4 separate regions of the Mus musculus genome follow, and all the other regions are linked to region 1. A link is a loop called in an ENCODE intact Hi-C map of the cell type or tissue named here. Cell type or tissue: heart. All regions are shown on one strand. Links, peaks and the distances in the headings refer to the core of each region. The heading gives the core; the rest is flanking DNA.

Region 1 (7,529 bases), core at 1,117-6,116:
AATGGAAGAAAAATCTAGTTCCTTGGCATAATTTTCATTTTTGTTTCAACACAGCAGGAGGGCAGGGCCCGCTGGGTTCTCGGCCTTCCTAATGCCAGGGGGCGATTAGACAAAGTCCACAACCAGCCAAACCTTAAGGACATAATCTCACTTTTCAAACAACTCCTGCCCATTTGCTCTCAAATGTTGCTACATCCCATCTTCTGCCAGGCTTTGGGTCCACTGGGAGTCTTCAATTTATAATTGAGTTGGTTTTTTTTTTTTTTTAGTTAAAAAGCAAACAGAAAGTGACATCTAGTGGGCACCTGGATGAAAGCCTCTGCATCAGTGGTTCCCAGCCTTCCTAATGCTAGCACAGAGCCTCACGCTGTGGTGACCTCCCACCGAAATGTAAATATCTGACATGCAGGATGTCTGATATGCAAGCCCTGTGACGGGGTCGTTAAATACCCCAAGGGGTCACATCCCACAGGTTGAGAACTGCTTCTCTGGATGACAATTTCAATATTGTATTTTACAAATATTTAATTATTTTGATTCTCAAATAGTCTTTTATCTTCCTAAGATGGAAATAAAAAAAAACCTATTTGATAAAAAGACTGTTAAGAATGGCAAACTGTAGAGCCGGGCGTGGTGGCGCACGCCTTTAATCCCAGCACTCGGGAGGCAGGGGCAGGCGGATTTCTGAGTTCGAGGTCAGCCTGGCCCACAAAGTGAGTTCCAGGACAGCCAGGGCTATACAGAGAAACCCTGTCTCGAAAAACCAAAAAAAAAAAAAAAAAAAGAATTGCAAACTGTCGTTTTCTTTCCTTACAAAAAAACATTTTTCTTCTCAAAAAATATGAACAAGAACTTTGGAGATAAAGCACTAGAGAAACATAGAGAAACAGTAGCAGTGCTACTGGGCACTGGGGACCATGAGGGCGATAGCCAACCATGTATGTGGGCATGCAGACAAGGCAGGAAGCCAGCCACAGATCCCAGCTGATATGCCTTAAGAAGATGAACAAATCTATCTACTTCCTCGAGTGCCCACCCTCAAATTCGGGGAAGCACGCAGGCTTTTGACACTGGTGGGTGCCTTTGCTGGTTTCCTAAGTGATCAATGGAGTCGGCTGAGATTTTAATTAGGATTAGGGAAGCTGAACCTTGACCTTGCACAATTGCATTTCATGTATCAGAGGTGTCCAGGTGGGTGCACACAGGGACATCTACAGCCTGGATTTGTGAAAGGGACAGAAAAGGAAATCAGTCACTGCGAATGTGAAAGATGGTGTTCAGGATTTTCTTCCAAGAAACACTCAGCTGTAACCTAAATGCCAGTTGTATGCTCTCCCCACGTCTTGAGGAATCTTCTTTCTTGATAACCTGCAAACTCACACAGGGCACAGGCTCTCCTGAAACTTTCCACAAAACTCCTTCGATCTCCTCTCCCCACCTTCCCACTCACTGTAATCCTACTTTTTGGCTACTTAGTTGGGTTTTTATATCTACCACCCTTTGCCACCCTTATCCCTTACAATACCGCAACACTGGGTAGGAGAGAAAGGTTAGTGGGGAAAGGGGACACAGCTCATTAGGGACATTTAATTCCTAGGGGCAAGTCCACTCTTTGTAGTCAGGATATCGCCAACCAGCAAGCCAGCAAGCCAGCGAACAAGCAAAAAGCAATGCAGTAATAGCAAAACCACAAATGGAAGGACCAGCAAGGTCCAGCCACAGCAGGAGCAGCAGCAACAGGGACCAGCCGAGGCAGGAGTAGCGGCTACCTTGGGCCTTCTCAGGGCTCTCAAATTTATACCCTCTCAAGAGTACCCATAATTCTAAATGTAAACTATCTGCAGCTGGCAAAAATCATACACCATCTAGAACACAAGACAAATCCTTGCTAGTGGCTGTGGACAGTCTGAAGCAGGCTCATATCCCACACCTGGGATTAAAACAAAAACATTTACACGACGTTAACTGGGCTTTTGAAGAAACCAAACTTCTTACCGTCCGGATTCCAAGTGCTCCGTGCACCCAGAGCACTGTCTGAAATGTCATTTGTCTTCCCCCACTTTGACCGGAATGTATTTTTTTTCTTTTCATCCCCTCCCAAAGCACTACTGGTGTGGAAATACAGTGGTCAATTAGTCTGAATTGAGGGGACAGGGACAGGAAGCTCAGCACTAATGGCTCAGCAAACAGATTAAAATGTCACCATGGTGCTAGGAAGCTTGGGGGTTGGTTCAAAACATTTGGGGAAGAATTGGGAGTGGGAAAATTAGGGTGACACGGGACACCGTCACCCACAGCACTGTCAGAACCATGGGAGGCTATGGGACCACAGCGCTGTTGGAACTATGGAGACATGGGACCTACTGCACCACTTTCACTCATGCTTGGAACATCTATGTTTTCAAAGAAGCAAGTTTCTTGGCAATACTGGAGGCAGGGAGTCTCTCACTGGTCTCTTCTCCCATCAGTCCCCTACCATGTCTGGATGTCCCCTCATCCATATTTGAAGAGTCCCTTCTATCTCCCTGCATCTTTTCAGGCTTGCCTAAGCAAACTCCTACTCAGGTAGCCTGGAAGAAACTAAGACAAAGGAACGGACTTCCACCTTCACCCTAGGCAGTCCACCAGGGTGTGCAGAATAGCTCCTTTAGGTCAAAGTAATACACGTGGTTCCACACGTGGCTCCTCACTCACTTTGAAGGACCCCTCTCTTCCTGTTGTGTTCTCCAGTTCAAACGCCCAGGATTGAGTCTTCAAGGAGTGGGCATGGATGACTGTGCCAGGGCAAAGCAGTTGGAAAGATAAAGCTCTACAGAAAAGTCTCGAAGAGAAAGAAGACAGCTAATGGGCAATTATTTTGCCTACACAAGATGTTCAAAAGACACTGTGCTGTGCACAAATAAAACCATCTTTACAAAATCCATGTCTTACCCCTCCAGTTCTTCCCATCGTCCAAAGTCCACACAGTCATGGCTCACCTGGAACACTGAGGAATATGAATGCACAGCCTGCCCTGAGGGTACTGAGAGGCAACCTCTCTGTTCCTTAGCTTCAGCTGGCCCAACTCCTTTAACAGTTTTGTCTACTTGGGGAAAAGATGGGGTCTTATCAAAGATCTGAAGCAAGATTCAGCTACTGTCCAAACTCCCCAAAAGGTGTGCATACCATTTTTTTACTGCCTTTCCCCAGGAGACTGAGTTACCATTCCCTCCCAAGGAGTCTGGGAAGGTCACGGGAGAGCTGGTTGGACTTAGGCACTGGGATCCTTTAACTGAAAGAAATGAGGACTTTCAACCTAACCTTCTGAAGCTTGTCATCAGACATCTTCTTTGCTTTGCCTGTGTGTGTGTGTATACACACACACACACACACACACACACACACATATACACATATATTTTTTTTCACTTCTGAGATAATTGCAGCCGACAGGCAGCTTTTTCACTATTATCGCATCACTACATGCTTCCCACGGGACAGGATGGCGTGGCATCCATCTTTTGCCCCCAACACTATTACCTGTCATCTCCCAGCATGCAGCGTAAGGATTTTATCCCTATTTGCTTTTGCCCCCTCAAAATATACTTCCTCAGTTTCCCGTCACATGTCCTGACTTCTCTCCCATTTGACAAACCACCACCCTGGTGGCATTAAGTCTGGCTGATTTGGACTTTGCCTTTGCTGTTTAATGACTACATCACTTCTGTTTTCATAGCATGATCGCCTCTGTTGGCCTCAAACTTGGGATCTTCCTGCCTCGACCTCCCAAGTACTGAATCTCAGGTGTGTATCACCACTCACGTCTTTAAACTTCTCTTCCGCTGAGAGTGACTGCTGTCATTGGCCAGGCGTTCTTTGCTGTGCATGTTAGATCCACCATCTCTACTTTTTCTTATATCTGTCTTTATTTTTCAGACTCAGTATATTAAATATTGCCCTTTAGGTCACAAGGGTAGCATGCGGTAGTCCATTACCTTAGTTGTTTCATTTATATCATCTAATAAGAGAACAATTGAAGTGAAAGCAGTTAGCACCTACACACTAGAAATGATGGGGCTTTTATCCCCACTTCAGCCCTGTTTTAGTAAGATGCCACAAGGTGGCAGTATTTGCCATGGTCAGTCTGGTCTTCACAGAAGCCGAGACCTCACTCCCACATATGAACCATATTCTTTGATTTAAAAGCTTGGGAGAGCTGTTAAATTTATTCAATATTTTGGCAAGAACCTAACTTAACCTTGAATGTAAAGTTTCCAAACTCGTTTTCTATATTTGGGTTTTCTTCAAAACTTACATATATTTTCTGCATTAAGAATATAGTGAAATATGCCTGGCATGGTGGCGCATGCCTTTAATCCCAGTACTCGGGAGGCAGAGGCAGGCGGATTTCTGAGTTCAAGGCCAGCCTGGTCTACAGAGTGAGTTTCAGGATAGCCAGGGCTACACAGAGAAACCCTGTCTGGAAAAATAATAAAAAGATGCACATAAACCAGATGCTGGTGGCGCACGCCTTTAATCCCAGCACTTTGAAGGCAGAGGCAAGCAGATGTCTTGAGTTCGAGGTCAGCTTGGTCTGCAGAGCAAATTCTAGAACAGCCAGGGCTACACAGAGAAACATCGTCTCAAACAACACATAAAAAATGTAATCTTTTTCCTGAACCATGTTTTTGAACATTTATAGAAAGTACAAAAAAGAAAAAGAATTTACCAAGCCCAACAGTGTCTTTTCCAAGAGAATTAAAAATAGTTACATTTGTGTCTTTCCTACCCCCAGAAACTCATTTTTAAATTAGGACCAAGACAGTCTTAATTTGTCTATAGTCTTATATAGATACTAGACTTATTCCTTTAGACCTGCTAAATTACAGAAAAAAAAAAAACCCTCCCCAGTTTAACCATGTAGTTTCAAATAGACACCTTAAAACATATACTTCTTGAAGTAACCTCTAAAATTTTAATTTATGCCTTTTCTGTTTTCTTTTCTTATTAGAAAAAGCAACAACAGGACACCTGTGTACACACAGCCAGCCTCCAAATGGGGAAGTTCGGAACACAAAGATACTTTATTTTCTGTTTGGGGAAGATAGCCAAGCCAGCCTTTCTTAGGATGATAAAGAGTGCATTTCTCAGCTAAAATGATCAGGTCAATTACCTGGTGGCAGGGTGGGGCGGGGCGGGACGGGGGATTTGTTTACACTAGCAGAAAAAGCCAAAATGTCCAGCCGCAGATAGCATTATCATTTGAAGGATGGCATGCCTTGCATTGTTTTATCTTCGGACACTCCTAAATCTGTTGCTAATACTAACATTGGTTTGGCCTTTAAGATTTCTATTCACAGACAGTGGGACTGTGAGGGGAAGCAATCAGGGTGGCAGACAGTCGTGTCGGGCAGGAAACTGCTGGAAAAGCCACTGCAGGGAAGAAGGACCTCCACCATTACACACAGGGTGAGGCCCTAGGATCCACAGAGTTGCCTGGAGGCTGCACGGTTCACAGCTTTAAGGAGCAATCACCATGCTGGGTGGGCAGGCTTTCAGTGATACCTTTAAGTCATTTCTGCTCCTGTTTGTAGTCCCTCCCCCACAGTACCATAAACTCTAAATTGTATTTTTTGTGGGTTCAAAATCTGGGGTGAGCAGATCTTCTAAGTCCCAGTGTCACACAGCACCAGTGCAGAGAAGAACAAGGAGTAGCTTTTAACATGACCCTCTTTCCTTAGATAGCATCTCATACTAGCCCAGGCTAGCCTAAGTCACTGCAATCCTCTTGACTCAGCCTCCATGTTCTCCAGTCAGTTTATGTAAAATCATATCTGCTAAAAGACAACTTTATTGGATTAAAAAAAATTACAAATGATACAGCAATTATGATCAAAAACAGTTTTTGGAAGGCTATAATTTAAATAATACAACAACAACAAAAAATCTAACTGTACCCTGGGTTTTACCAAGTCTGCATGTCAATGCCATGCTCACAGTGCAGACTTACAGGCGACCTCAACCAGGGAACAGAATCGTTCCAACGTGATGTGATCGAGGTCTCCTTTCCTGCATCCTAGAACACCAAATGCTTCCGAAGTTAGAGCTTCTGGTTTCCAGTGTTGAAACAGCGAGATACTTCCAGCAAAGTTCTAATTCTTCCCGGTGGAGCCGAAGCCTCCTGAGCCTCTCTCGGTGTCATCCAGGGTCTGAAAGACATTATTAGGAGGAAGGGAAAGGAGCGGCAGTCAGAGCCTCTGCACACTGCACGGACCCATTCTGAGGAAAGCCAATCAAGTCTCAAACTAAACACCTAACCTTGCTTGAAGACTACCAGTCACTAGCCCCACAGCTCATCAGCTGAGCCGCCCCTCCTCCACTGGACACACACACCAGGCATTCTCCGCTCAGTTTCCAGTACTCACCTGCACTTCCTCTAAGTCTGGATAAGAAATCCGCTCACAGATGAGCTGCGCAATCCGATCACCTTTTTTCACTTCAAAGAAAAAGCAGAACACAGATTACCATCGCTGTGTACTGACCCATTTTCTGTAACCTGCCTTGTTCAGTGAGAACTAGAGTTAGTTTTTTACTGACACAGGTAGCTCAAAATGTTTCCATGAACATATTGACTTAACTCACCTTCAAACTTCTCTTTCCCAAAGTTAAACAGCACGACCCCAACGTTTCCTCTGTAATCCTCGTCTATGACACCAGCTGGAGGAGACAGCAATGTTAGCTTCGTTCATCAGGGGTCTGCAGTGACCTCAAAACCACTTTGCCAAAGACTTCCTGAGATTACAACTGACAAAGTCACCCTTAGGCCCTACAGAGTCTGAACACAAGTTTTACTAAAATGCAAGAATTTGAAAAACGTGTCCCGATTTTCCAATCTGAATGCTTATCAAGTGGTGAGCATTTCCTACTGCAGGCTGAGCATAGGACGCACCACCTCCAACCCCCCCAGATGACTACCACCGGAAAGACTAGGACCTCACGTCTGCTCTGCCAACAGCTCCACTGATGCTCTGACTGAATCATAAAGAAACAAGACTCCAAAGCTTGGTGACCTACAGCGGGAGGCCAGTGCTATATGCTCAGCAGAGAACCACTGTTTATATATATTCCTCATTTCATTTCCAACCCTATCCCTTTTAAACCACAATCGCTCAGCAAACTTCAGCTGGTAAACTTAATGAGTTCACTTGAAATTTCTGTTGCAACATCACATGTGTGGAGGTCAGAAGACAACCATTGAGTCAGGGCTCTCCTTCCACCTCGTGGGTCTGACCAAACTCAAGTCATTAGGCTCAGCAGCAGGCACCTTTATCCAGAGAGCCATCTTGCTGGCCCAAGATTATTTTTAAGTGTCCAATTGGTACCTGTTTGATATTATAAAGTAAAATAGATCTTTATAGGAGACCTTGCCACGGCCCAGGAGCTACATGCCCCAGACTTGCCCTGGGCTGTCCTGGAGTCGGGAACTTGATGTGTTTACAGAAGCCCAGATAATGTGGCTAACAGCCCTCTGGTTCTGTTTTTAACATGGA
Region 2 (7,529 bases), core at 1,573-6,572, 62 kb before region 1:
TTGCATTGTATGAGAAAATAACCACTTTGATTGCTTATTTCTAGATTATCTGTTGCATGATAGTTACAACGGTAAGGCAAGATACTGGCGTTGGTTTCTTGTCTTCCCCTTAAGTGGGAACAAAGTCATGTAAATGAACTTTGTAGGCAGAGCTACACAAATGTGAAGCAAAAGAGTTACATGACCCAAGAGGCAGTTAGTACATAACTTTGAAAATTTTAACTAAGACAATACAGCCCAGATTTAAGACTATAAAGACCTTTCTTCACTATAAATTTTAGCTGAAAGTCACAGGAAATGAGTGAGTTTGTTACAGTTGAGTGGCTGTTTTTCACAAAAGTAGAACGATCATGTTTTATTCCCTAAACAGATAATTTGGAACGAGAAAGGGAATACTTAATTATACAGTCAGGCCAACATACACAAGCTGGGAATCTCTAGGGAAAACCCTTATGGCACAATACTTTGGTTAACCAAACTACTCTGAATTCTCAGTAGGTCAGTCCTTACAGGCAATATGATATATTGATGTTCTGAAGACAGCAGGTCTTAAATCACATGTATCCAGTTCCTATTAGCTCTGTGATGGAAGTGAAGCCCTGGTCTATACAAGAAAGGGATTTTCATCTCTTCAGAAGCACTGACTTGAAGAGTAGAATCATCTTCTGGGATGGGATTGTGCTTAGTAAGGCCTTTACAGCCGCCGCAGTAGGGTATTGGGAATGCTACTGCATGGGGTGCTGGGAAGGCTCCATCAGCCAGTGCAGGGAGATCACCTTTCATTGAGGTCAGCACTGGACTCGGGTTGTGCAATGGTGAGGTGCGGGGCTGGAGTTCTGGCCTCTCTCCCAGTTCAGTGTGGTGTGGAGGTCATACAGCTTCTCTGATTGGCCCTGTACCTTCTCAAGTAAGGGGCTCATTTCTGTGACTGCCCTGCACCTCCATGTGTGAGTGGTTCATCATTATAACTCGTAGGAGGCTCTAAGAGATTCCATTTTTACATCGAGACTTGTTAAAAGTAACTTTTAAAACTTCACTTCAAAATTCTATCACGGGCAGTCGCTTCTCTGTTGCAAAGGCACTGAAACAACTCCCCACTGAAGCTGTATGTCTCCGTGCAGTGACCGATGCTGTCTGGATGACATTCTGACTCTGATGTGTATAATTCTTTCAGATATTGATGAGTGTGTTGAAGAGCCAGAAATCTGTGCCTTGGGGACCTGCAGCAACACTGAGGGTAGCTTCAAATGTCTGTGTCCAGAGGGGTTCTCCCTGTCCTCCACTGGAAGAAGGTGCCAAGGTAAATGCCTCTGGAAGCTTTGGACTTTCATGATTCTGTGTTTATTTGTTATGGTCTTATGTTTTAAACATGGCGAAGCTCTGAGTCTTTGTGAACGGGAAGATGTTTCATTCACCCACAGGTCTAATGATTACCATATGCCCTAAGGTTCATTTTGACTTTTGAGGTTAAAAACTCATCCATCAAGTTTCAGTTGCTTATACAACTTTCTTGGCACTTACACCTCTATCACTCTGACAAGCACAGATGCTGAGAGGCTCCGGGGGGGGGGGGGGGAGGGCGGGCATCCCCAAGAGTCACTGATACTGCAGAACCTGGAGCAGACCAGATATAGGTTCGTTCCTGCCTCAGAAGCTGCAGCTTAAATGCATGTGGGTGCAAACCAAAATCTTCAGACAGAGAAAATGCAAACTGATAATCTGTTTCCCCCCCCACCCACTTTACTGTACATATCCTTTGGAGAAACCGAATACCTGTCAATGGTGAAAATATTCAAGGGCTTGCCAGGTTAACTTTAAAATAAAAGAAAAAAAAACTTTAAAAGACTCAGAAGGTAAGCACAAAATAATGTTTGGATAAAGCCCAGAAACATGTTTAGACATTCCCAAGCAGTGCAATTGTTATTTGGCTATACTTATACAAACGAGTTTAATGAATTACAGGGTAGGGAAGGCCCATAAATATTTAGTTTAGGATTTCTGTCCGTGTCTATTTGTTGCTTTGTGCTTTTAGTTGTTTGTTTACATTGTGTGTGTGATTTGCTTCATATTACCAAATAATAGGTGTAGAATACAATTTAAGATTCTAAAATATGGCTTTGGAATCTAGGCCTGCCAAGTTTTGGCCAGAGAAGCCATTTATGGGTATAGAAATCCTGTTTGCTCACCCCAACCACACTAATACCCACCCAGGCAACTGCAAGACACAGTTCTATTGTCTCTGAGTCTCCTGTGAACTCTTGTTACTATTATTCTGTCTGGTTATGGTTTTATTTTATCAGTTCATCAGTGCGGAAGTATGAAGGGAAAGGTTGCAAATTCTCTGGTTGGTTTGATCTTGTAGGGGCTATCAGATGACCACAAGGGTTTCAGGGTAGTGATTGAGGCACAGCTGGATTCAAGTAGCTAATCTGCCTGTGCGCTCCAGGTCAGCCCCATAGAGCCTGACTTCATTTGTGTCTTTGGCTTGCTTGGCCTGCATTCGGAAAGAAAGCAGTGAGAAGCCAGGTGCGAATCTGTCCATGTGGCAAGCCAGAGGAAACTCCAAGGCTATTAATTCAATTTGCACAGGCCTGTCACAGGGCAAGCTGACATTGCAGGAAGAAGCAGCCCAGCTGTGAGAACCCTGCCACATCCCTCAGCCAGAGCTGAGGAATGCAAGCAGGGAAAATGACTGCCATAGTTCCAGAGAAGTTTCAGAGGTCAGGAAGGGCTGTTCGCAGATGAACTGGTGAGCAGGCATTCTAGTGAACACTGGCTGAGGTGAGCACTGAGCTATGTGAGCACTGTGCTGTTTCACATGACTGAAAGCAAATCTCCTATTGAGTGCAGGTTCTGCTGGCACCTGAAATTTTGAGACAGAGATTTTTCTTATAGGGTGTCAAATTGAATCAGGCGTCTATTGGGTATAAAGTAAGGAAGTTACCCAGAAGCCCTGATATGGGGTTTTGAAGCACCAGATGCCTCTGGGACTTTTTGCATTTGAGTCTCAGTCTGAATCCAAGACATTTATTTTCTTTTGGTGTAGAGAGTAGTGTGGGGAAGATTGAACATTGAACTGGATCGAGAGTAAGGTCAGCAGTTTAAGGATGGCTGTAGGAATAAGTGGTAAAAAACAACTCTGTTTATGCAAAACAATGGATGGGACAAAGAACTTGAAGAATAAAGCAAATGAAAAAAAAAGATGTCACCCAAGAAATGAGAATTACTTAAGTCTTGGCATTTCTCCACAGAGTAAATATTTGGGTGGCAAGCACTGCTGTGGGAGTGTGCTTTCTGGACTGGAAAACTGAGAGTAGAGAATGCAGAAGTCAGAGGTAGTCAGAACCCAGGAAGCAGGAAGGGTACAAAGCGGAAGTGGAATCAAGTCCTCAGCTCTGCAGAGCTTAGCCACAGGGTAATGAAGGAGACGTAATGCCTGGCTCTGGAAGTCAGGTTTGAAAAAACACATTCCAGACCCTACATTAGCTCACTTCTCAGAGTCACCCACTCTGCTCCATAAGGATGGGAACAGTTGGCTTCCAAAATTATGTCAAGCAACACTGGAGCATTTTATAAGAGAGATATCACCTTTTCCTTGGAGTTTCCAGAGCAATAATGAATATAAAGAAATACATATATTCTTTGAAAGAAGGGTTATTTTGCTTACACCCACCATAGCCCTGCCTTCCGTCTTCTTTTTGCTTCCTCTTTCTATTGCACTGAACAGACTCGTTGGAAACTTAATTTGCTGTAGCTGTGTGTGCATGAGTATAAAGTCTGCAGAAAATCCCACTTGAAGTTTGTCCCCACAATTCCATGCATAGCTACTTCAGGGAATGCCCCTGGTGGCTCAGTTGACTAGTCCATACACTTACCACTCCTTCATTTGTCCTATGTAGTGGTGTGGGGTTGTCTTTGGTCCCAGAGTATATAGGACACAGAATGACGGTATGTCTTAGAACCAGGAGGCTCTCCTGTCTTAGTCTGCTTGCTGAAAGTTGTACAAAACCCACACAAGAGAAGCCATCATACGGGCGTTTCTTCCTGAATGACTCTATCTGGGGATGTTCCAATCCTGGCATTGTTAGTGGAAGTCTATTAAGGCTGGAAAGTTTGGAGTTTACTATTCCTATCAGGTTGCTTTGAAGTAGCAGGTAAACTGAAGGAAAAAGATAAAGCAACCTGAGTCTGTTCCTCCTATCTTGCCAGCTGTCTGTGACTTCAGCAGTCTCAGCTCTTTCATGCTTCCAATTGCTTTTGGAATATTGTTCTAGTTAATGAGGGAACGCATTGATCTACTATCAGACAATGAGGATTCAGTAGGAAAGCGACTAGAATGTACTGTGGATTTATGTTGTAGATTTGCGAATGAGCTACTGCTATGCGAAGTTTGAAGGTGGGAAGTGTTCATCACCCAAATCCAGAAACCATTCCAAGCAGGAGTGCTGCTGTGCTTTGAAGGGAGAAGGCTGGGGAGATCCTTGTGAGTTGTGCCCCACTGAGCCAGATGGTAAGTCTAACATCTCTGTTTCTCATCGCATGATCTCGTGTACATATGACCATGGAACCATGAACAGTGTAAGCCTTACAGTCAGTAGAGTCATCAAATTCTAAGTGTAACTTGAATGCCATTTAAACATATTTTACCAGAGGAGCATGGTAGTTATTTTCTCTTTTAATAATGTTGTAAATCAGAGTCATCCAAAGAGCAGGCACGTCGTTGAGAATCTTGGTGATGTCTCCTTATTTCTGGGCATCTCTCACTGTGTGCAGCACGTGGCCACAGCCACACAGTGGATGGGGGCGTGGGAAGGCTGTCATTGTCTCTGATCTGCCCACTAATGAGTCTATCTCTCCACTACAGAGGCTTTCCGCCAGATCTGCCCCTTTGGAAGTGGGATCATTGTGGGCCCTGATGACTCAGCAGTTGGTGAGTGCCCAGCTAGGTCTTCCCTGCCTCTTTGTCCTTCCTCTGGGTCTTATTTCTCCTTATCTACCTGGGAGAAATAATCTCTTCTATTTGACGTCTTATCATGTGGATTTTAGTTGTATTGTGATATTAGATATTCACTTACTGAAAACTGACATGACAATAGTTTAAGAAAAATACCTTGGTTTTTTATTGTTTTTTCTTTCTCCACTTAAGATATGGACGAATGCAAAGAACCTGATGTCTGTAGACATGGGCAGTGCATTAACACAGACGGCTCCTATCGATGCGAGTGTCCTTTTGGTTATATTCTGGAAGGGAATGAGTGTGTGGGTGAGTAGTGATTCAGTCCCTTCCTTTGAAATTGTTTTATGCAAAAATTGAGCGATTTGGCTTTTACTGAACCAAGGTACGAGTCATGTTCTGTTCCTCCACTGAGGGCTTCTTCATTTAGACTCCTAGCCAGTCCCCACCCTGTGCTGGGTAGGGAGCTACTACAGTGAACCAAGCAAGGATAGTCCTTCCTTGCATGGCCCTTGTAGTCTAACTTGGAAGGCAGTATCTCTTAGGACAAGAGATACTTGTCCTAAGAGATACTGAAAAGGACAACAGAACAGAAGAGTGTCCTAAGAGATACTGAAAAGGACAACAGAACAGAAGTCTTAGTGAAAATTAAAATATACTGTTAGTGCCCATAGTTTATACTTTCAGTATGTAAAAACACCAAGTTTCCTATGCATCTTGTATATTTGGTAATATGGAAGGCCAACCACCTTATTCAGTGTCTTATTTTAGCCTTTCCATTAAAATGTCTAAGGATGGCTTCTATGTGGACCACTTACTCTTAATTCTTTTCACTATATGCTAGAATTAAATATGTCCAAGAACTCTAACAAAGTATTCCTGTGACAGTGTGATCAACACTGAATGTCCATGTGTGCAGATTAAAAAGTACTGTCTTCATATAAAGAGAGGGGGTCTGAGGACTGTAGCACGAGCTAAGGGTGGGATATAAGTATATTCAACCTCTCCCACCTTGGGGGTACTACTATGCAAGTGAAATGGTTTGTGTCTAATTACCCTGGCAGCTCTAAACTGCAATGATACCATTGTTTTTATTAAATCAGAGAAGACGCAGTATTCTGGACTAAATGTGAGATTTAGTAACCTAACAGGAACAAATTTTATCGATGTTAGTGTTTTGGAATCTTCAGTTTGCGGCTGTGTATGTGCAAAAGGATTCTCCTCTCCTAGAAAGAGTGACCGTTGAGGAGAGCCTGCTGTGTTCCTCGGCTTCAGATATCTAAAATAGCAACGTTATCTCTAAAATTAGAGTTCTTTCTTTCCCAAGGGAAAATATTCTCCCTAAGGCCGAGGCCGGAAACAAGAACAGTGGACGATCCAGATGGATGGGTTAGGAGGCATCTATACTTTTTAGGGATTTTTTTTTTTGGTAAAATATTTTCTCTCTCCACAGTTGTTTAGAAAGACCATGACCTAAACATGTTTTCTCTCTCTCTCTCTCTCTCTCTCTCTCTCTCTCTCTCTCTCTCTCTCTTTTTTCCCTAGTCTTTTCTTTTTCTGCCTAATGTAAACCACCTGGTTTTAACAGAATCAACAAAATCTACTTGAATGTTGGGTTTTTTTATCCAGTATATTCTATTTAATCTTAGGTAATTTTCTATTTTATATCTGGCAAAACTCCATCATATGTAAGCCTTTTTGTGTAGTGATGTGAAGTGGGACCAACTGGAGACTTTGTCTTTGAGCCAGCAGAAACCCCTGGCTGCATATAGGAGCCTTATTTTAGCTATTAGGACATCTACTCCCAGGACAGTCTGCAGAAAGCCACTTGGGCGGTGTAAGGGCTAGACATCCATCTCTCTCACTGTCTCTGCCTTTGAGCAAGTGCAAACTCCAGCTAGAAACCAGTGGTCAGCAGGTTTCCCTCCTTGCAAGAACAGGATAACTGAGCAAGACAACACAGATCCAAGAACTCAGACAGAATGAAAAGTGATATCAGAGCCTTAGCTCCATTTTATCTGCACTCATTTTATCTCCACTTTGGATCACTGGCAGATACCGATGAATGCTCTGTGGGCAATCCTTGTGGAAATGGGACCTGCAAGAATGTGATTGGAGGTTTTGAATGTACCTGTGAGGAGGGGTTCGAGCCTGGCCCAATGATGACTTGTGAAGGTAAGTAAGGGTCTCGGATACAGAAGAGACAGTTGCCTATACTGACCATGGGAGCAGCTGTTTGATTGTAGTTCTTAAGATCAAATACCTTTCAGGGCATGGAGAGTTAAGAACATCTGAGCATGGCAGGCTGTTGCATCATTCTTCTCTGTGACCTCATATGGTCAGGAAATATAAAGAAAACAATAGAGGTGACTTGTGGCAGAAGTTATATTGTATATAACGGAATGCTCACTAGTGTGTCTTTCTGCTTACATCTCAATACAACTCCTCATTTACTACCTCCTGTCTTATTACTCTCTATTTCCTTTGTTGTTTTTGTTTCCAAGGCTCTTCTCCCCTCCCCCACCTCTTTTGTATTCTCCTGCTCTCCTCTTAGAAACATCTGCTCACAGAGCTA
Region 3 (7,529 bases), core at 1,899-6,898, 470 kb before region 1:
TCACATTGACCAGAAGAAGGTGTGCATAGTTCCTGAAGATAGCTGGAAGCTGCCATGAAGCACTGTTTCTCTGATGAAAGGGGAAAAGAAGTGTATTCAACAATAGATCTGCTGCCATGTGCTTATTTTTGAGTGTGGAATGCCATCACTTGGAAACCACATTCACAGGTGGTGTTTTATTTTAAGAGACTGTTTGAAACATCTGTTGAGTAGTTAATGCCCTGAAAGTCTAGAGATACCATAAACTCAGTTCTGGGCCACCCTAGAAAACAGATAACCAACACAGAGCAAGTCACATGACAAGTTTGGTTTTTCTGTGCAATTGGAAATATGTTTATGCTGTAGTTTATTGGGTGTATGATAGAATTGTGTTTGGACAGTGCATGTGATGTCATTTCAGAGTATTTTATTATTAAGCACCTCCAGTAAGTTGTAACTGAAAAATGAAACCTTGATGTGGGTGGCTGATAACATCAGAGTGTATGTTCTGATGTTGGGTTGCCAGTGGCACTGTTGGTGCTGATGTTGTACTTAACACGGGACAGTGAAGCCCCTGCATCCTTTGGCTCTTCCTATTACAAAAGCTGTCTCTAGTATGTCATTCTGCTTTTGAGGTATCTAGGATTAAGCCCATACTCTCAGGAGTGCTAGGCAAGCCCTGCACTAAGCCACAGTGTGGCTCAGTGGCATCTGAGTGTAAAACATGACAAGTTAAGAGTGAATCCTTCAGTTGCAGCTTTTTTAAAAGCTGATTCTGATTATTCTACTTGTTCCCATGACAGCAGAGCTTATAGTTTCTCTGCTAGGCATAGACTCCACCTCAGAAAACCACTGCTTTTGCTCATGTGTGAGAAGTGACTCATTACTAAAGCTGTGTGAGAGAGATGTTTCCCCCATCACACCCTAAATCTGCTTCTCTTTATGGTGCTTTTGTTATGTTTGCCACAACCATAGTTAATTCTCTACTAAAATCTGGAACCCTTCACCATCATCTACGAGAGCTGAAATTGATGTTGACACTTCCCCAAGAGTCACATTTAAAAAAGAAAAAAATTGGTGCAGGGAATTGAACCCAACTTCCTACACAAACTAGGCAAGCACTCTGACTCTGAGGCACATCCCCAGCCCATGACTTCCTGATGACATCTGGAGTGATCATTTCCAGAAGGTTTTTAATTTTTTTTCACCAATATCCATCAGGGGAATCACTACCTATGGCAGCTATAGCCTTTCAGAAGATGTATTAGTCAGCTCCTTGTTACTGTAATAAAATATTTAATACTGGCTGTGTATAAAGAAGAAGTGGCTTTGATTCTTGTCACCTTGGTTTGTTCTGTTCTGAGACATCTCCCTAAGTTGCCTCCACTTTCTGCACAGTGGCTTTCCAGACCTGGGCTGCTGTACCCACCCAGTTTGACACAGCTCCTAGCCCAAGTGCCATTTCACCTGCTCATGCATGTCACAGGGGCAGCAGCTTTTCCCAGTCCCAGTGAACCAACATCTGCACACTTGTCTAAGTCTCCCAGCTTCTTAGAACTGAGGAGAGTTAATAGTCTGTCTCTGGGTTGGGCTCTGTCTTAAGGGAATGCTGTAGCTAATATGATTTTCTGGTTCATACCACTAGACTTGTGTCAGCCACCTGGCTCTTGTGCTCTATGGCCATGTGTGTGTGCACTGGGTTGGTACTCAGTTTCCTTCATGGGCCTTGTGGGTTCACTGCTTCGCCGGCTGGTGCCAAAACCCAGCTTCCAGCCTATCTCAGTCTTGGGTATGTCCTCTTCAACCTTTTGATTGAAAGTGAGAGACCCATACTTCCCCTTTTGGTTCAATACTTACAAACCATAGTATGGTTATTAATTTCAATATTATTCTATCTTAGAGACTAGGGAAGCCCTAGGAGATGGTGAAAGGCAGCAGCTGGTTGATGAAGCAGCCAGAACACCTCCAGTACTTACTGATGTGCAGTTCTCTGTCTTATACAGGCATGGGTCGTGGGCACCCCCTGTACTGGCTGGTTTTGTGTCAACTTGACACAGGCTGGAGTTATCACAGAGAAAGGAGCTTCAGCTGGGGAAATGCCTCCATGAGATCCAGCTGTAAGGCATTTTCTCAATTAGTGATCAAGGAGGGAGGGCTCCTTGTGGGTGGGACCATCTCTGGGCTGGTAGTCTTGGGTTCTATAAGAGAGCAGGCTGAGCAAGCCTGCGGAAGCAAGCCAGTAAAGAACATCCCTCCATGGCCTCTGCATCAGCTCCTGCTTCCTGACCTGCTTAAATTCCAGTCCTGACTTCCTTTAGTGATGAACAGCAGTTTGGAGGTGTAAGTTAAATAAACCCTTTCCTCCCTAACTTGCTTCTTGGTCATGATGTTTGTGTAGGAATAGAAACCCTAAGACACCCCCAAAACAATTACATAACCCAGCATCATCAAATGTCACTGAGCCCAGATCACCAGTACAAATGTAATAATAATGAGTGTATTTGAAACATTGGTAGGATTACTGAAATAAAGATTCTGGGAGTTGAAATGAGTGCTGATTACCAACAGATGTGCTCAGCAGAGGGTCAGTGCGAACCGTCACACTATGTGGAGCACTGTGTTCATGAAGAACAATACAATGAGGAATGGGCTCAGTGACTTAAGCTGTCTCTCCATCATTCTCTCAGCTTAGACCTTTCTCCATGACTGACTTGGAAGCCCTCTGATAATTTAGTTTTTTTTTATCAGCCTTTAATGACTATTAGATATTATAGTTACATGGCAGTGGCTGACCTATTGTGTCTCTTTACAATAGCCCATGTCCTTCAGTGTCGGGGAAGCCAGTGTTCAGGTGTAAAAACATCTGAAGTCTTGGCTCTGCCATTTTTAGACAGTGGACCTTGATTAAATAACAGGACTGTTTATTTTTCTCCAGTAATTTGTGTATTTCCCTTACATCCCAATCACAGCCCCTCCCTATTCTCCACCCAGTCTCACCCTTACAAGTCCCTTTCCCCATTTGCTCCCTCCCCTTCTCAGAGAACCTTCCATGTGTACCTCCCCACTCTGGGGCATCTAGTTCCAGCAGGACTAGGTGTATCTTCTTCCACTGAGGCCCAACCAGGCAGTCCAGGCATGGGGGAGGGGATCCAATGGCAGGCAACAGAGATGGAGACCACCCCCCACCCCACCCCCCATTTCTTACATGAAGAGGAAGCTGCACATTTGCTACAAATGGATAAGGGATCTAGGTCCAGCTCCTGCATGCTCCTTGGTTGGTTGTCCACTCTCTGTGAGCCTTCATGGTCCCTGGTTAGTTGACTCCGTAGGTCTTCTGTGGTGATCTGGACTCCTCCAGCTTGTTCAGTTCTACCCACCACTTTTCCACAGGACTTTCCAAGCTCTGCCTGATGTTTGGCTGTGGGTCTCTGTCTCAATCCGCAGCTGGATGACACCTCTCTCAGGAGAGAGACAGTTATGCTAGGATAGGCTCCTTCAAGTCGGGCAGTCATTGTTGGCTGTTGATGAATGAGTGGATGTGGAGATGCCCCATCGTAGGGTTAGAAAATGGATGTGCATTTTAGTGTGTGGGTGTGTGTTGGGGGGAGGAGGGGTTCATATTACTTATCCCAACTTCTCATTCTGCTGCAAGCTACTGGGGTGACTTGGTGCATTCAGGCAGAAGTGTTTGCCCTAGTCCAGGAGACTATGCAAAGACCAAATGTAAGGATGGTGCCTTTACCTTTGTCCCATTGGCCTCTCCCTACTGGCCAAAGGGGTGCAGCCATTAGGTCAGCCTAAAATTGCGGCTTTGGTAGAAAGAGACAGTAGACACAAGTGAATGGCTGGCTAGTTTAGAGTCTGCTGGGGATAACCGAGCCCATCTCCGGATTTCCGCCACTTCCCAACGAGGGTGAATTCTTATTGCTGCGTGTGTATCTCGTGTGCTTGGGCCCCTTCCGGACCACGGGTTCCCATCCTTTGATCTGGCTTTCACTCACTGGGAGCCCTGGCCAAAGGACGTGCCTTCTACACAACTGACCACTGTCGCAGCGACCAGGCAAGCACATTTCTATTTTCATCTCAATTCCCAGCATCTTGGGAAAGAACTTGGCTACTTCTCTGGACCAGACCCCTGCGGAGGGAGGAGAGCCTGCAGGCTCCTTCTGTAACCTTTCTTTGACTTAGACTCAGAAGACAAAGGTGATCTTGAGTGCTGCGGAGACACAGCTTCCCTTTATGCTACTACCAGGCCCCGGAGCCGACTGCTCACCAGTACTGAGGCCCCTTTGTCCTGGTGGGGGACTGTGGCCTCCCTCCCCGATCCCCTCCTCGCCAGTCGCTGTGCCTGGAGAAGCCTTTGGACTTGCCCGGCGCACACTGGCTCTTTCTTCTCGGCTCCTGCAGCTTCGGTGCAGCGCGCCTGGTCGCCTGGCCCGCCGGCTCAATCCGTGCAAAAGCTCAGGACGGCTCCTCCCCTGCCAGCCCCAGCTTCTGCCCGAGCTAAGGCCAAGGCCAATGGCAGCCCAGAACTGTAGTTCCCGCTGCCGTCCCCAGGGGTCGCAGCGATGCACCAGGAGGAGGCTTTCGCACCTAAGTAAGCAACCAGCTTCTAGGAAGTTATCCCAAGAAACAGGGATTAAGAGAGAGGGATATCATCTAAATCTTCTTGTAAAAACATCCAGACTGGCAGAAACGACGGAAGCCAGGGAGACGCTCATAAAGGTTATCTTGAACCCTTGGCTGGCATTTTAGATATTACAGTCAATCTCCGTGTAAACCTCTGTGGTAAATTATGGTGCATTTGCGCAGTGGCAGCAGATAGCCATTAAAATAACTCATCTGCAAGTGCATGAGAATTATGGGGATTTCGCCAAACGAAATGGGTAGAAAATTGTTTCTCTGTATAGCCCTGGCTGTCCTGGAACTCACTCTGTAGACCAGGCTGGACTCAAACTCAGAAATCCGCCTGCCTCTGCCTACCAAGTGCTGGGATTAAAGGCATGCGCCACCACGCGCGACTTGTTGTTATTATTAGGGAAAGAAAAAACTATGGTTACGTGTGAGGGAGAATGTGGAGATAGATGTGCTTTGCGTGAGACTAAAATGTCATCAAGGACTGTGTCTAAATTGGCATGTGGGTGAATTTAATTTTCATCTGTTTTGTTTTCGTGCCCGTCAATAAGGTACTTGTATGTAAATGAAAGGGGGGCTTACGGTGTGAAGTCAGAGAGCTGAAAGGGCTCATGGGATTCTAACAGCGGCTGGTGGAGGTCAGCCTCAGAACAGTGCTTACACGTGGCTGAGTCACCATGCCTGAGCATTTGCACTTCCACCAGGTCTGCCTTTTTCTCTGGGCCCTGCACTGCCTCTGCAAGCTGCAGGCCCCGTCCCTGTCACCTATTCTGAGGCTCCTCCAGCCACACCTCATCCCAGGCCTCTGTCTAGTGGAGGGAGTGGAAAACACAGAAAAGGCCTTGTAGAATGGATCCCTCCCCCTGAAGTTCTCTGGCCTAGGCCGGCAGCACTAAGGGGCCTCTCTAACTCTCTCTCTCACCTAGAAGCCCACTTTAGGGGAGGTAATGTGGCAGGCCTTAGCTGGAGGAACTCACAGTTCCCCTCTCAGCCTCCTGAGTGCGAGGTTACAGGCATTTGCCCATCGTGGGGTTCTTCTTTTCACCTTGATCTGATTTGTTGGAGAATGAGAAGAGAACCAAATTTCCAACCCAGGCTGGGCCTCCTCCTCCTCCTCTTTCCTCTTCTTTCTTCTTCTAATATCAGGTGGAACTGTTCCTTTCTTTCTGATACAACACAAAACTTCATCCTGTTGGCATTCAAACTCAAATCAAAAAACCTGTCACAAATTTAACCGCTTAGCTAACACAATTCACCAGTTTTTCCTAGGTTAGTCTGTTCTCTGTCCATTGTAGATTCTCATATTGCATGGGCGGCATCTAGTCACCTTATCCCAAGGTCTTCAAAATTCCCTGCTTATTATTCCGCTGAATCAAAGTCTAGCATCTCATCTAAGTCATCTGCTCAGTTTCCCCAAATCTCATTAAGCCATCTAAACTAGGAATGACTGAGAAGGAGCTACCCTGGGACAAAGTAGTCTCTATTTGTGGACCCGAGAAAGCGAAGAAACAAATTGCTTGCTCTTAAAATATCACAGTGGAGTAGGCATGGAAGAGCCACTAGCTACAATCCAGCTTTGAGAAAGAAGAAAGTTAGAAGCAAAAAGCATCATTGTGTTTCAGGCAGTTTACAAACCTGGCTAGGCACGCGCAGGTTCAAAGGTCTGGGAACAGTCATTGGAGGTCTGTGCATCTGTCCTGAGTCTTTCTGTCTGTCTTAAGACAGAAAGAAGATGGCAGCTTTGAGGCGGAGGCATTGGTAACCATCTTTGTGGAGCCTTTCACAGCAATGACAGGTTTCAAAATTCAGCTGCCATGAGGAGCATTTTTGAAAAGCCGCTTAAAAACCTATCTGGGAAAAAGGAGATGTGGATTCTCACGGTGGGTTTAGATGCATCCTCAAACTGCCTTCTTGTACAAGTTGACACTGGGAAGATGCTGGTGACCATCCTGTAACAGGTTGGTTGTGGAGACAAAAGGGTAGTGAAATAGCAGCTTCACACTCTGGAATGCTGGTGGCCTGGACAAAATTAGACCTTTATGAGGACATCATTTTCAGAGCAGTAACAGTAATGACAGAGGGCAGATCCCAAACTCACCCGAGCGCTAGCCAACACACTCAGAAAGGCGGGTTTCTGAGTAAAGAAGCAGGATCGTCCGGAGGCTGTGAACACAGCAGATACATTTGGCTGACACTCCCTTCACCAGAGAAGGTGGCACACTTGGGCCACATGTGTCACCAGTGGGGATGGCCTGGACTGGCTCCTCACTAGCTCAAAATTCAGAAGTGACCAGAAGCAATCATTGCCTGAGCATTGTGGCTAAGCCAGCTGGCTTTTCTGCACCCATGTGTACATGTGAGGAGCCCCTGGGCTGTCTGGCTCTCTTCCACCATGCCTTTTACACACTATGGGAGAACCAGAATGACATTAGAAAAGAACTGAAACGAACAGTGCTACGTTTTGAATGATACCTTCCGCCCCACTAGCCTTGATGGTTATTTTTGCAAAGTCCCTGTGGGAATATCTTTGACTGGAAATGGAGAAAGAAGCAAGAGCTGGGCAGGTCCCATTACTGTGGTCCTGGGTCTGGTATCTCTACAGTCCAGAATCTCATGCCATCTGACTGTGGTGACTCTTTGCAAAAAAGAAAGAAAGAAAGAAAGAAAGAAAGAAAGAAAGAAAGAAAGAAAGAAAGAAAGAAAGAAAGAAAGAGAGAGAGAAAGAGAGAGAGAGAGAGAGAGAGAGAGAGAGAGAGAGAGACGGCCATTTTCCCCTATCACGCTAAAGCTAGCAAGCTTCCTTTTCAGTGCTTTAAAGTGATTCTCAAGAAGAGATATCTGCCTGTGACCAGGCATGAAGAGGATCAGAAAGCAACCCTCTCCCTAAGTTCTGTTTCACCCCCAGCTTCTTGGTT
Region 4 (7,529 bases), core at 417-5,416, 460 kb before region 1:
TAAGAAAATGGCACAGCTTACTGAAGAGCCCGCTCTCACATTAATGGCTTTTCTACCCCCACCAATGGTACTAGGGACGAAACCCATGGCCTCATGCATGCTAGGCAAGCATCACCTATCTCCTTCTCTTAAGTTATTATTAGCTTTGAACTCACTCTAGTCCAGGCTTTGCTTGAGCTTGTATCCTGCTACCCCAGTCTCCTATGTAGCTGGGATTACAGGTCAGTCACTAAGCCAGTCCAGCTGAGGGTCCTTTTCCTACACTGAGCTGCCAAATACACAGTGCATGTGGGCAGCGGGCAGGCCATCAAGGTTTCTCATAACCTGTAGCCTGGCTTTATCTTTGCTTCTAAGAGGTCTTTGGTGAGCTGCCTACAATTCCTTATCTCTGGCGGCTTTGCAGAGTAGAGGCAGGAAAGCAATAGGTGGGAGACCAGTTACTTTCTGGCTGATCTGGGATGGCAGACTCCGTTAGGCATCTCCACAATACTGGAACCTGTAAGAAGAAATCCCCACCTCTCCTTTCCACCACCAGGGAGCAATGAGCCTGCAGTCTCAACAAGGGCCAGCATCTAGATGTGGGGTTTCTGATCATCAGGTGGCAGTGGGTCTGGCAGCCGTATGTCCGGCGCCATCATCACTCACCAGCTGGAGTCAGGCTGCACAACTTACTTTCCTTTACTTTAGTACAACCAGTTTAAACGTATCCTGGACTAGCTTACAATTGAGTGAGACTCAGACTGTGGTTGTTTTATTCGGCTTTGACAATTACTGGGAGTTACTCCTAATCTGCTCTTCTAAGTGCTGGCCTGGCTACCTCCCCAGTGGTGCACCTCAGATACTTGCTGTTTCTCCTGGTCACATGCTCATGATCCATCTCCCTTCATGGTGGCTTCCTCCTCTCCTCTCATTCTTTCTCCTTCTCTTCCTGGTCTCTCTTCTCCACCCTCAACCAGGTAACTCAAAACCCACCTACCTCTAGCCTCTCCAGTAATTAGCTGTAGACAATTTTATTTAACCAATCATTTTTTGTTTGTTTTTGTTTTTGTTTGTTGAGACAGGGTTTCTCTGTGTAGCTCTGGCTGTCCTGGAACTTACTCTGTAGACCAGGCTGACCTGTCTCTGCCTCCCAAGTGCTGGGATTAAAGGCATGGGTCACTACTGCCAGGCTAACCAATCATTTTAAATCAAGGAACAAGGTTTGCACAACAAAAGTGTGTAAATGTGAGAATTCACTTGTAGGCCTAGATCTTCAGGTACAGAATTTAGCATTACAATCCATTGCAACAGACCAAACATTAACACTTTATGCCACAGTGCAGACAGTTGTTAATACTACTGGCACACAGGCATTACCTGGTGGGCTAGCTCTAGTGACCATTACTTAGTGTTGTCTTTGTTTCTGTTTCTAGTGGGAGACGATATATTGGCCCTTTTCTCCCCATATACCTTCTTAGCCAGCCATCTCCAGGGCTGCTGGACAGAGGGACAGCTTTTCAGCGGGTGATAGTGAATGTCTTCCAGGCTCCCAGGACAGAGAAGTAGCTCACAGCGTCATGCTTGCTGGTCCACCTAGCTCAGCCTGCAGCCCCCAGAGTGCCCTATCATGCTGGTCTGGTCAGCACAATGCAGAGCTGCCTAAGAGGGCCTTCTAGGTCACTCAGGCCTACAGGCAGAACGGCATCCTGAGGTCTTGTTAGAGTTTTCAGCATCACCACCTTTCCCAGACACAGACGAGCATTGGGAATAGCTTCTTGAGACAGTGTTCCTTCCTTGGTGTCCCTTACTTTGTGGTACTTTTCCTTTTTGGTTGCCTAAGATGACATAGTATACTCTAGCAGTTGGGAACACTACTTCAATGGAGACACCCTGGTTCCATTGGCCTTTAATTTGCTTATTTATTTTAACGATTTATCTTATTATTTTAAAAGTATAGGTGTGTGCCGTTTTTAAGTGTGTGTGTGTGTGTGTGTGTGTGTGTGTGTGTGTGTGTGTGTGTGTGTGTGTTTGCAGGTGGCCATGGAGTCCAGAAGAGGAGATCAGATCCTCAGGAGCCAGAGGTACTGTGAGCTACCTGACACAAACCCTTTCAGGTCCTCTGCAAGAGCAGTACACGTTTTTAACTACTGAGCCATCTCTCCAGCAACCTTTTAAAAAATGCTGCCCAGGATGCTTCGGAGATGCAGGTACTCTCCCGGAGCATTGTGGGGATGTTTTACAGGGACTGTAGCTATTTCATATGCTCCCACACGTCATTCATTAGCTGCCACTCACAGACAAGGCCATTACCACTCACAGGAACTTCTCTCAAGGTAGTGGGATGTTACTGTGGCATGGCATACGGTAAGGTGGGACCCAGAGGAGAAGGCAGAGATGAAAGAGAAGCATGCGTAGCAGTAGAGGTACTAGCGGATTTTTTCAGTCTTACTCCCTCCTCCTCCCACCTTCCACTCCCCTGATCCTGTCTCCCTAGGTTCCGGGTATATGAGTTCTGATTTAGCCATTCCTTTCGTGTTTGCCAAATGTGGAGGTGCAAAAAGAAAGTCAGAAAGGAAGGTATAGGACGCCACAAAAGGCCTTCCCAGTGGATAGAAAAAGCTCACAAAGTTGTCAGGCAGGATACTAACAAGCCGTTCTGAGCCTAAGCACAAAAGCTTGGCGGCGGCGAGGCGCCTTTGTCTCCTAGTCACCTGCACTGGTTTCATTCAAACCTGTGTTTGGATGGCCCTGGAGTTCAGGCTAAGTCCTGAGCACTCGAGAGCCCGTGGTCAATGAGAAGGTGAGGTGGCCTTCTTCCCAGATTCTCTTGGCTGCTGCCTTAGTATTCGAAATCATGAATAGTCTCAGGTACTGGAGCCAAGGCTCACAGAGAAACGCAACCTCAGCTGCTTCCTCCCGGAGACTCTCACCCCACCCCCACCCCAAGGTCTCAGCAGTCCGCTCTTCTCAGCTCCTGAATGAACCTGCATTTCCTCTGCCCAGCTGGGGCTCAGGCTTCCTGTGGGCTCAGCCTTTACGGTTGTCTTCCCGGGGCCTTTGATGGGCTCAGGAAATTGTATCAGACAGAAGATGGGGCGGCAATCAATTAAAAAAAAAAAAAACGTTTCTAAGAAAAACGAATCTAGGCTTTGAACAAGAGTTGTTTGTGTAACATATGCCCTAATGTCCATGGAACAATATATCTAATTTCTAGCTCCTTTCTCGCCCCTCCCCATCTTAACAAGAAAGGAAATCGATTTTTAACCTTCTGATTCCCAGCATACTGACGATCCAGGAGCAAAGATTGCCTTTACTTTTAACCCATTCATCAGATATTACCCTCCCTTTTCTCTGCCCGGCTTCGTTTCTCCCGGCTACTAGTTAGTATATTCACGGTGCATGACTCATGAAGCTGCAGCCTGATTGGATGAAAACCAAATCGCACCCCCCACACCCCCACCCCCGCGCCGCCCCAAACGGGTCAGTCAATTACAGCTATTCTCGGCTCCATTCACAGATTTATTAGCTCTCACACAACGAGGGAAATTCATTCGGCAAAGTTCATTCATAAAAATTTCAACAGCCTGGGTATCGTCTGCTCAACTCAGCCTTTTGCTGTGCACAGGCTCCTCCTGAAAAAAGCCTGCAGGAGAGTACAGGAGGGAAGGGCGCCCTGAGAAGGGGTGGGCCGGCCGGGATCGGACCCGAGCCACACAGAGGATGCCCGGACCTCAAGCTGGAGGAACAATGCAGACCAGCGCCCGTCGCTAGGACTCCTGGCTGGTGGCCCAGAACCAAGATCCTCCGAGAGAGGGCAGCCGTCATAACCCCAGCCCATACAGAAGGGCCTTTGACTCTTATGCGCTTTTTTATTTTTCCCTTTGAAATGAACAGTCACGGGAACAAATAAAGGGTTAATGGGCTAGTCCCTGCCCCGCCCCGTGGGAGCTGGAGGGGAGCAGGTTTGAAAGTTCCTGTGCGCAGAGGAAAAGGGGGTAAATATTTCTGCTAAGACTAGAGGCGTGGTGGCACCCGCTGCCCCAGCCTGGGGGACGGGACTCCGGGGCGAAGACACCCCCGCTCCCACCCCACCCCACCCCCCGCGCTCCGGGGGCCTCTGCCAGGGCCTGGAAGGGCCGGCCTGCAATCAGAGCTGGGGAGGCGTCCTCCGGGACTGTCATCCTTGAGCAGTCTCGGACCCGGGCTGGTGACCGCCAGAGCAGGAGAGGTGACTGTGGCGTGGGTCTACCGGACTGCGAGGCACTTTAGGCTGCGGTGCCCAGTCTCAGCACTGCTAAGGCTATGCGAGAACGCAGCCAGGACAGCCAGGCAGGACTCACGCTGTATGTAGGACTCTTTGGGCACCTGGGGATGCTTCACAGGACCAAGTACAGCCGCTTTCGGAACGAGTCCATCACGTCTTTGGACGAAGGGAGCCCCGGAGGCTCCGTTGGAAACAAGGGCTCGTCGCCGCCTCCCTACCCAGCCCTGGCCCCTCACCTGCCGACTGAGGATGCCACTGTGTCCAGCCAGGAGAGCCCCACGGCGCTGTGCACCTTGATTCCCCGTATGGCAAGCATGAAGCTGGCCAACCCCATCACTTTTCTGGGTCTGAAAACCTTCTGCTTGGGTACGAAACAGGTGAGCCGGTTGAAGCTCCAAGAGAACCAGGATCAGACTCCAAGCCGTCCAGCGTCCCCAGAATCCAATCTAAACAGGACTGGACCTGCACCTGCACCGGATCCGGACCAGGTGGGACGCAGGCCCACCTCTTTGCGTCCTGATACTTGCCCACTGCCTGGCCCTGGAGAACCAAGCCCCAGGAGCAAGCAGGACGGGCCCCCTCTGCAGCACCTGTTGGGGAACGGTCTGAACTACTGTGTGCGGGTAAGTCCCTTAAGGCCTACTCCCTGAGCACTCACAGGAAGGGCAGCTGTGCTCTCTGCGGGGACTTCGATTTAACCTGGCTGGGCTCTAGATTACAAGACATACCGCTGGATCAACCGAAGGGAGAGTTGGCCTTAGAGATTTCCTACAGGGATCTGACACATGCCAGAGTCAGATCCACTTTGCTCCAAGGGTGTGAGCCATTGCTAACCCATAGGCAGCTGTTGGCTCAGACATAGCTTCTCATAGAGACAGATAAGATGGCAACTGAGACGTGGTATAAAAGGGATTTGACGTGGTTTTATTTATTTATTTATTTATTTTGGAATCGACATTTCAATGTTCAGCAATTGATGCATCTGTGAGAGTACTCAGGGACTCTGGGACAGGGGAGCCGGGTGTAGCTGGGTTCTGAGATTTATGAGAAGGTGTATCTATGGTAGAAAGGTTGATTCAGGACAGGCGCAAGAGTAGATCAAAGTCACTGTGGGGTCTTCGGGGAAGCTTGGGGTTTGTCCTGGAGAGGGCACGGAGAGGTGGAGGTGACGGCTAGCACAGTCCCCAGGGACTGAACAAATTAGAACAGGGAAGAAAGGGAGGTCATCAAAGCTCTTCAAGGGCCAAACAGAGAGGCTATAAACACTGGTGAGCAAGATCCTCATAGGTCCGCAGGCATATCGTGAATGTAGGTCTTAAAAGATTCATCTGATGATTTATTTAACTTGTGCTGAAGCAGGAAGAGATCCTCGAGGCCAGTGAGAATGCTTGCTGTTCTTCATGGAGGGTGTAGCTGAGTTAGGATGAAGACTAGAGAATGAAGAATAACTTCCAAAGTTAAGTCCTGGATGATACTCAGGATGCCAGAGTCAGCAGAGTCAATTGGGAAGGGGACTCATCAGTTTGCACTTGACCTCTCCGATAACAACAGTGCTATCTAGAGGTGCTGGTGTGCAGGTGAGCAGTCTCATCAGCCCGGCAGTGATTGAGCTTAAAAAGTCAGAGCTGAAGGCAGAAGAGTGGGTGATTGCTTTGCACACTGACAGCATCAGGCTCATGGACAGCTTGGGGGATGCTGGAGAGATTACAGAGAGAACGGGCTTGGAGCAGACTTGGTAAATGGATGCCCACAGCCCCTAAGGAAGATAAGCGTGCAGAGCCCAGCTCCTGCCCTCAACAGCAAGTAGCATACTGTGACCAGGCTTGCATGTTTGTGGAAAATCCAGAAGAGCATTACACTTGTCAAGCTGTAGGGTGCCAACCCTTTATGGTTTGGAGTGACTCCCAAACCTGGGCTCTTGGCACCTGCCTATTGCCTTCAGATTCCTACCTTCAGCCCCACCTTTCCTTCTGTCCTGTATCCCTGTCGGCTCCCCACACTCATATCTTTACCAGTGTTTCTGGGTTTTTAATGAGGACACCAGCTGTCTTCTCACAGTGGTAATAACTTACTCCAGGAGAAATGCTGACCCCATAACCCAAATGAACTCACAGTTTTGCTATGATATTGTGATGTGCATCTCTGGTTTTAGCTGCCTTTCTCACAAAATCTAAAATATCTTAATATTTATAGAGCCTAACTTGAAAGACAAAAGGGTTTCATTTGTCATGTTATCAAGTTAAAATGTCTCAGAGGAATACAAGAGGAGTAATTTTTCAACTCAGAAATTATCTGGGTTCCTGTCTCCTACATACCATTCTTAGTTCTCTTCCCACAGAGTCCCACCCTGGCTGTCATTCTGTCCTTGAGAATCCTACTGGGATGTGAACCAGTTTTTAAAAACGAAGAACCAGCCTCTTAATTTTCATTGAAAAATATTGTACTGAGAAAGACACATCATGGCTGTGCAGTGCTCTTGTCCATAGGAACAAGCATACATAGATGCAAAGCTTGGTGGGGTGATAGATCAGGTTGGGTGGGGGTCGAGCAATGTCCTAATGGCAAGTGAGCATGGGCCAGTGAGGACTTTAAAGGAGCCCCCGAGTTTCTCCTCATTTCCATATATGTCACTATTGCTGTCTACTCCCAGGTACTCATGTGTCTGACTGCCACATACTATGAACCAATCACATTGCAGGATCCATTGTAGAAGCTGGATGTTGATCAATGAAATAGACGAATCCTAAGCATCAGAAATGATCTTGTCCCTGTTTCAAATGTTAGTGATGCCTTGGAGATGTGACAGCAGAGTCAACAGAGAGGCAGTCACTTGGGTGGAGAAGGCTGGGTCCTTGGGGTCAGAATCAACATTGTGATTCTTCATTCATTGCAACAGAGACTCCGTTTTCCATCTACCTTAAGTTAGAGCTGGCTTTGGCTTAAGCAACCTTTGTAAAAAGCGATTCTTCTTGTGGTCTTACGATGTAGAATTAGTAATGCTATCAACATTTTTTTTTTATGGTTCCTAAATGCTTATTTTTTAAGGGACATTTATTTAAGCTCAGATTTTGATTCTCTTGGAAGTTTCTCAGGAGAGGTGGCCTAACAACCTATTCTTTGTGAGATCCCAAACTGGGAATGAGACAGCTAGTCTGGGTAAAGTACTGAAGTAGGTGAAGTTCACTGCAGAAGGTGAAATCTGTAAGACACGTCTCATGTCTCTGAGTCCTTTGCAAGGTACCTTACTTGTCAACACACTCATGTTGGTCTTCAAGGTGCTCAGAAC

What was found. Peaks named below come from ENCODE experiments on the same cell type or tissue, not always from the same donor. Only the 100,000 strongest peaks of a DNase experiment are listed, where the experiment ranks them.
Region 2: a loop joins it to region 1, with 2.6 times the contacts of the local background. A loop is called at or near these places in 3 of 42 quality-filtered maps.
Region 3: it touches region 1 in a loop (5-fold over the local background); 11 of 42 quality-filtered maps call a loop at or near these places.
Region 4: a loop joins it to region 1, with 5 times the contacts of the local background. A loop is called at or near these places in 11 of 42 quality-filtered maps.

Annotation. Positions count from the first base shown.
Region 1 is chr2:125,256,016-125,263,544 of GRCm38, reverse strand. Dut (deoxyuridine triphosphatase) reads right to left here. Exons shown (of 6, transcript NM_023595.6): 4 at 6,622-6,696; 5 at 6,405-6,475; 6 at 4,496-6,188. The coding sequence ends at 6,132. Among named protein-coding and RNA genes, the nearest start is that of Dut, 12 kb to the right of the region's middle. In heart, for the core only: a CTCF peak has its summit at 4,089 (motif pointing right); no DNase peak of the experiment used is centred there.
Region 2 is chr2:125,318,597-125,326,125 of GRCm38, reverse strand. It overlaps Fbn1 (fibrillin 1), which reads left to right. Exons shown (of 66, transcript NM_007993.2): 50 at 1,175-1,300; 51 at 4,361-4,510; 52 at 4,865-4,930; 53 at 5,147-5,263; 54 at 7,010-7,129. Among named protein-coding and RNA genes, the nearest start is that of Dut, 75 kb to the right of the region's middle. In heart, for the core only: no CTCF peak of the experiment used is centred there; no DNase peak of the experiment used is centred there; H3K27ac peaks cover 1,101 bases.
Region 3 is chr2:125,728,851-125,736,379 of GRCm38, reverse strand. No RefSeq gene overlaps it. Among named protein-coding and RNA genes, the nearest start is that of Shc4, 8.5 kb to the right of the region's middle. In heart, for the core only: a CTCF peak has its summit at 4,528; a DNase peak (open chromatin) is centred at 4,479; H3K4me3 peaks cover 883 bases; H3K27ac peaks cover 1,222 bases; H3K27me3 peaks cover 180 bases.
Region 4 is chr2:125,720,130-125,727,658 of GRCm38, reverse strand. It overlaps Shc4 (SHC (Src homology 2 domain containing) family, member 4), which reads left to right and starts at 3,511. Exons shown (of 12, transcript NM_199022.2): 1 at 3,511-4,866. The coding sequence starts at 4,282. In heart, for the core only: a CTCF peak has its summit at 3,773; DNase peaks (open chromatin) are centred at 3,436 and 3,778; H3K4me3 peaks cover 2,488 bases; H3K27ac peaks cover 971 bases; H3K27me3 peaks cover 2,803 bases.